Regions from separate parts of the Homo sapiens genome. Here region 2 is linked to region 1. The links are chromatin loops, found by intact Hi-C in ENCODE. Cell type or tissue: PC-3. All regions are shown on one strand. Links, peaks and the distances in the headings refer to the core of each region. The heading gives the core; the rest is flanking DNA. Region 1 overlaps KCNMA1 (potassium calcium-activated channel subfamily M alpha 1). Region 2 overlaps KCNMA1 (potassium calcium-activated channel subfamily M alpha 1).

Region 1 (2,904 bases), core at 320-2,819:
GCTGGCTTCCTCTGAGTTCAAATGTCTTCTCCTCGGAGAGGCTTTTCCCATCCATCACAAAGAAACCCTCAGCATCATCTCACGCTATTGTCTTCCTACAAGTTAGCAGTAGCTTATCACTGTCTCCCTGAGAGCAGCCACCGTAGCTATCGAATGCACTGCTGCCTCCCGGGAGCCTAGCACTTATTCCAAGGCCTTGGAGCTTAGTAAATATGTGTTGCCTGGATAATGTATGTGAAAGAGCTTTGCAAACTGTAAAGTGCTGCATAAATGTAAGATAATGTCACAAATATCAAAAAGAGCCAGCCAAATAATTCAAAGAAAATAGGAAACAAGGGGAGAAGAGGGATGAGGAATTCAGAATGAAGCTGAGAGATTTCAAGTGATGATTCAAGAAATAAACCAAGCAACCAATTTTGTTAAATATGTGAGGCCACAGGGCGAGGGAAGCACAAACCACTCCAATGATCCATTCAGGCCATGTCTGCTCCACTCAGCCATAGAAACTGCATAAATTACAGGCAGCAGCAGTTTTCCTGGAGCCAGGCAGTAGAACACTCTCCTTGGTGCCGGCCTGGGAGGAGGATCCTGGCCTGGCAAGCAGGGCTGACTCAAGCTCATTGCATTAGCCCTCCCCTCCTGCATCTGGGCCCCTCTCACCGCAGTGCTGCCTGCCCAGGACCTGCACTCCTCCAGCGGGCGGGACTGTGACTCACAGATGGCCTGTCACTCCCAGTGCCAGCACAGAGCACCACCCGTGCCTATCTTTAGAAGTTTCGCAGGCTGAAAAATCAATTTGCCCGCCTGGCACCTGGGTCTGGGGCCTCCCCGCTAACATCAGTGGCAGGCGAAATGTGGCCTCCCCTCTGCCTGCCCTGATGCGTCAGACCTTACTCAGGGTCCCGAGGGCCTGGCAGTGCCGCCCAACAGACTCCTGTGAGCTGCTGCACCCACAGGTGTGCTGGTCTGCCCCTCAGAGATAGCCAGGCCTCACCAGAAGATGCGGGCAAACACCACGCCCTAGAAAATACTGGCAAGGGGGAAGCGAATCACTTTGCATCCTGGCTGCCTGACTGGCACATTCCCCAGGTGGTCATCTGGCACCTAATCCATGTGTGGTCACAGCAAACTGGCTTGCCCAGGTGGTACAAGTTCAGCCTCTTCCTCCAAGCAGGGACCAGAGGTAAGAGAACAGCACACAACTCCACGCCTTAATAAAAAGGCCCAGGAGGCAGATTCCCAACGCAGTGACAACTCCCAGCTGGCCCCCAGGCTTCCCAACTACTGAAAATGGCCACATGTGACTCCCACAAGCCAAAGGGACCCTGTATTACTGGGTATGCGGAGAGAGAACCATCTCAGACATTTCACCATATTAATAATCTCTCTTTCAATAAAGACTCGCTGAGCACCTGGCAGTGGCAGGGTGGGTGGAATAGGGTAAGAATAAGCTGAGGAACAAGAGAAAGGAAATCTCTGGCCCTGGCCCTGTACTTTCTCCTTGCACCTGTGGGCGCTCTGTGCTCAGCCTTTGAGATTTCCAAATCCCCTCTGACCTTCTGCCTCTTCACTCACGTCTAGACACCATTTTTACAGAAACCAGGAGCTACTGCCTGTTTTGTTTTTTTTTGTTTTTTTTCCAGTAATACAGCCTAGGGCCCTGCCCACCCCACCTCCTTTTCTTTATGAGATACAGTGAAGTCCAGCTGTCCTGCAGCAGATGAAAACAGAGAGAGGGCTCTCACCCGCTAGCTCTAGTTGAGAAATGAGAATGCCCCAGAAGAGCTTAAGGGCTCAAAAGCCATCTCTGAGAATTTGCAGAAGCACAATCCTACATGTTTGCTTCCTTAATCCAAAAAAGGATCCAAGGTCATGTGTCTACAGGAGCCAGCCTGTTACGGTGAGTGAGGGGTGCTGCATTCAGCACCGGGGGATGGGGGGGAAAGGAGAGCGTGCAATGGCTCTGCCCAAACCAATCATCACCATGAGGGGACACAGGCACACAAAGGTACATTTTCAATCTTTTATTTTTTCAAAAACAGCTAGCAATCCAGATTTTTATCCAAAATCTCCTTTGTAAATATAGGCAATTGATGAAAAAAAAAATTAAAAAACAATGAAGCCACATGGGCTAAACCAAACACACCTGTAGACTGCCAGTTTGTCCCCTCTCATAGGTAGGATGGGGTGACTGAATTCTGGGGAGCACGTTCAGAGGTCGCTATCTTTCTCTGCTTCTCCCCAGAGAGGTCTTCCTAGGCTGCCTCTCAGACACACAGCACCAGCCAGAGGGCAAGGACCAACTGATAAGCCAGGAAGTGTGGCTCCCATCACTTTGAGGAGGGAATCAGGAACTCTTTGGAAACCCCTGCTGTACACCTTGCTGGTGCCATTTCCCAAATATTTGTGGTTCACCCCTCGGCTTTCAGTGTCTCTTTCCTTCTCTGCCTCCCCACCCAGGGCTAACTCCTCTCCTTCCTGAAGACTCTGTTCAAGCATCAGCTCCTCCAAAGAGCTGCCCACTAAGCAGTGCCCCTCCCTCCAGCCCCTGGGCTGGGAGGCTTCCCGGCACCTGGCATATCATGCACTCTGCATGCCCACACACAACTTCCAGGCACTTGATTGACCCTCACTAGCAGGGAGCTCCTCAAGAGAAGGGCTGGTTCTCTTCCATCCCTGTTATCCCTGCAGCCAGCGCAGATCTTGGAACACAGAGCAGCTCCACACAGAACTGAACCAGCAACTTCTCCAGGAGCAAATGTTTTCTGAGCACTGGCCTATACCAGGTGCATGCGAAGGGTGCATAAGGCCACTGAGATGAATTTGACATATCCAGGGGCTTCAGAGGATCACAGTCTCTTGGGTCTGACAGATGTTTAAGAAATCCCCATCATGTAGAGTACC
Region 2 (2,904 bases), core at 131-2,630, 68 kb after region 1:
GGGGCCAGCCCAGTCCCACTCTCCGGCTGTCACTGAAGAAGCACATGCTCCTCAATGGAGGAAGACAGCTTCAAAGAGCATCTGAGTTTTAGGAAGGGTAGGAGACAGCTGGAACAGAGGCCGATTCTGCCAGCTGTCATCGGTCTCTGATCTCCTGGCAAGAAAGCTGGCCATAGAGTAAAACCTCTTTTTAAAAATTCAGCAAACCAGGAGACATACCCTCAGGGTGTAGCTCTGAGGTTCCAATATACATATTTTCCCAGGGCTGAGAAGACTGGAAATTTCTCCAGCAAGATCAAATGCAATGCATCTCAACCCAGACCCACCAGGGCAAAAGCAGAATCTGTCCCCGAAGGTCAACGACATCATCACTGACATTGAGTCTAGCTCAGGCTCTGGAGCTGGTCTGCCTGGGCTTGAATCCTAGCTCTGATGCTCGCTAGCTGATTGGCCTTGGCAAGTTATTTAACCTCTTCATATCTTTGTTTCTTCCTCTGTAAAACAGAAATAATGATGCCTGCATCAGGGTTATTATGAGGCATAAACAACTTAATATATGTGGAAGAGGAGCTTAATAATTGCTAGTGATTAAAGTTGATATCATCATTTTCAAGCTCTGCTTAGGGACCTGAAGAAATGCTCATTCCCTACCTAATGCAAGCGGGGCTTAAAACCTAGATGACGGGTTGATGGGTGCAGCAAACCACCATGGCACGTGTATACCTATGTAACAAACCTGCATGTTCTGCACCTGTATCCCAGAACTTAAAGTAAAATTTTTAAAAAATGTTCATTCCCCCGGAAGTAGCCCCAACCTTGCCATGCCCTAAATCCGCTGCTCTAAAATCCCTAACACAAGCAAGAAGTATTGCCTCTTCTTGACCAACTGCAAGGAAGTGCCTGCTTCTCCAGGACACCTACAAGGGCAGCTCACAGAGCCATGCCCCTCGGGGGACTTCTTGACCTTGGTGGTGGAGGCCTTGGCAGACGCTCAGGTGTTTGGTTCCATATTTGCTTCCAGATAAGACTGTTTAGTAGACATGCAACTGCTTAGCTATGCCCCAAGGCATGGGGCAAGCCACCAGCCAGGGAGGGCCCACTTCCTCTGACTCATCTGCACACATGACAGGCCACCAGCCCCATCCGCCAATAGCAAGGCAAAGCTGACTCAGGCAACATGAGATTACGAGAGCATCTCCCTCCCCTCCTACTTCAGTCCACAGCAATCTGTGCCTCCAACCTTCTTTGTGCTACAAAGATAACTCACTGGTCCAGGATTATCATGGTACCTCTGTGACAGGCTCATCAGCAGGGCTGCTCTTGCCAATCTCTTACTGCTCAGAGCCTGGCCCTTGTAGCTCTGCCTGCTCTTCCCTGGTCCTGAACCTTGCTTCTGCTCCTTGGACTCCCAGGTTGGGCTTCTTCCTGGTCAGTCTTATGCAGGTCTGACCACAACTAGTCCCACTATGAAGCCCATCAGAAATGAGGTCAATGCATCACTGGCCCAGTTTCACAGAAAGATGGACGGGGGCACAAATGGCTGCTGGAATCCAGGTCCTGACAAATAGAGACTTGATAGAGCATGGTTGAATATTTCTCACATAGGGACACAAGTCCAGAAGGCATATGGCATCTCTGAGTACTGGATGTCATACCAGGAGAGTCTCATCTCAAAAGGAGGTGATGATCATGTATTTGGCCTTCAAAGCCCATGCTGCTATAATTTTCTAAGATCTGAAATCTGAGTAATACAACAGCAGTCAGCTTCATGACCAAGAGCCCATCCTTGAGGGAAACTGACTCTTCCTCCTCTGATGAGTGACTTGACTTTCCAGGCAAGTAAAGCAGGATTGAGCTTACTCCTGGGTCTCAGGGTTGCCTCCCTGGCCTGGGGCAGAGCAGATGAAGAGGAAGTGGGTGTTGATTCTTAGTGGTTTGGGGCTTCAACCTTGTCACCTACCTTTCAGGCCTAGCCTCAGTCCTGACTCAACAGGAGAGGCCAACACACCCAACTCCACTTCCTAAAGGCTTTGGTGCCCAACCCCAAGTCCTGATCACTACTCAGGAAGGAAATACAAGGAAATGCCTTCCAGGTAGGAAAGGAGGTATAACCATATGTAGATAAAAAAGGAACTTTCCATTTCTGTAAATTGAAGTCTTATTCACACAAGAGACAGATTGCAGGGGGCTGGATTTATGGGGTAAGATGATTAAATTCTGTGTCCTCTTTCATATGTCATGCTTTATCACGCATTACTAAGGATCTGATTTGGTGGCAATTTGTTGATTTCTTCAGTTCTTAGCTCAGTTACAAAAACGCAGTGAGCAGGACTTGGGTACCCTGCCAGTCAGCTCCTTAGGGTCAGAGAAACACCGTCAGTCCACAGTGCTTTATAACCACCCAACCACCTTAGACGGGGCCTTGGTATTCACTACCCACTCGTCCTCCCCTAGCAACAAGCACCAACAATCCAACATATACGTAAGACTTGTGGGAAGCCCTTATTTGTCTTTATAGCCACAGAATGTGGTACATTTAAGTTGTTCCATAAATGTTTTTGTTTTTGTTTTGAGACTAAGTCTCGCTCTGTTGCCAGGCTGGAGTGCACTGGCGCAATCTCGGCTCACTGCAACCCCTGCCTCCCAGGTTCAAGCAATTCTCCTGCCTCAGCCTCCAGAGTAGCTGGGACTACAGGTGCATGCCACCACGCCCAGCTAATTTTTGTATTTTTAGTAGAGACAGGGAGGGTTTCACCATGTTAGCCAGGGTGGTCTCGATCTCTTGACTTCATGATCTGCCTGCCTCAGCCTCCCAAAGTGCTGGGATTACAGGCATAAGCCACCACGCCTGGCCTTGTTCCATAAATGTTTTTAAAGAAGAACATGCTCCCTGAAATCCAGCCC

Evidence for each region. Peaks named below come from ENCODE experiments on the same cell type or tissue, not always from the same donor. Only the 100,000 strongest peaks of a DNase experiment are listed, where the experiment ranks them.
Region 2: it touches region 1 in a loop (2.9-fold over the local background); 4 of 110 quality-filtered maps call a loop at or near these places.

What each region holds. Positions count from the first base shown.
Region 1 is chr10:77,513,278-77,516,181 of GRCh38, forward strand. The region is part of intron 1 of KCNMA1 (potassium calcium-activated channel subfamily M alpha 1); the gene reads right to left. Among named protein-coding and RNA genes, the nearest start is that of KCNMA1, 120 kb to the right of the region's middle. In PC-3, for the core only: a CTCF peak has its summit at 1,510; DNase peaks (open chromatin) are centred at 714 and 874; H3K4me3 peaks cover 1,543 bases; H3K27ac peaks cover 2,394 bases.
Region 2 is chr10:77,581,803-77,584,706 of GRCh38, forward strand. All of the region lies in intron 1 of KCNMA1 (potassium calcium-activated channel subfamily M alpha 1), which reads right to left. Among named protein-coding and RNA genes, the nearest start is that of KCNMA1, 55 kb to the right of the region's middle. In PC-3, for the core only: no CTCF peak of the experiment used is centred there; DNase peaks (open chromatin) are centred at 1,109 and 1,939; H3K4me3 peaks cover 559 bases; H3K27ac peaks cover 2,372 bases.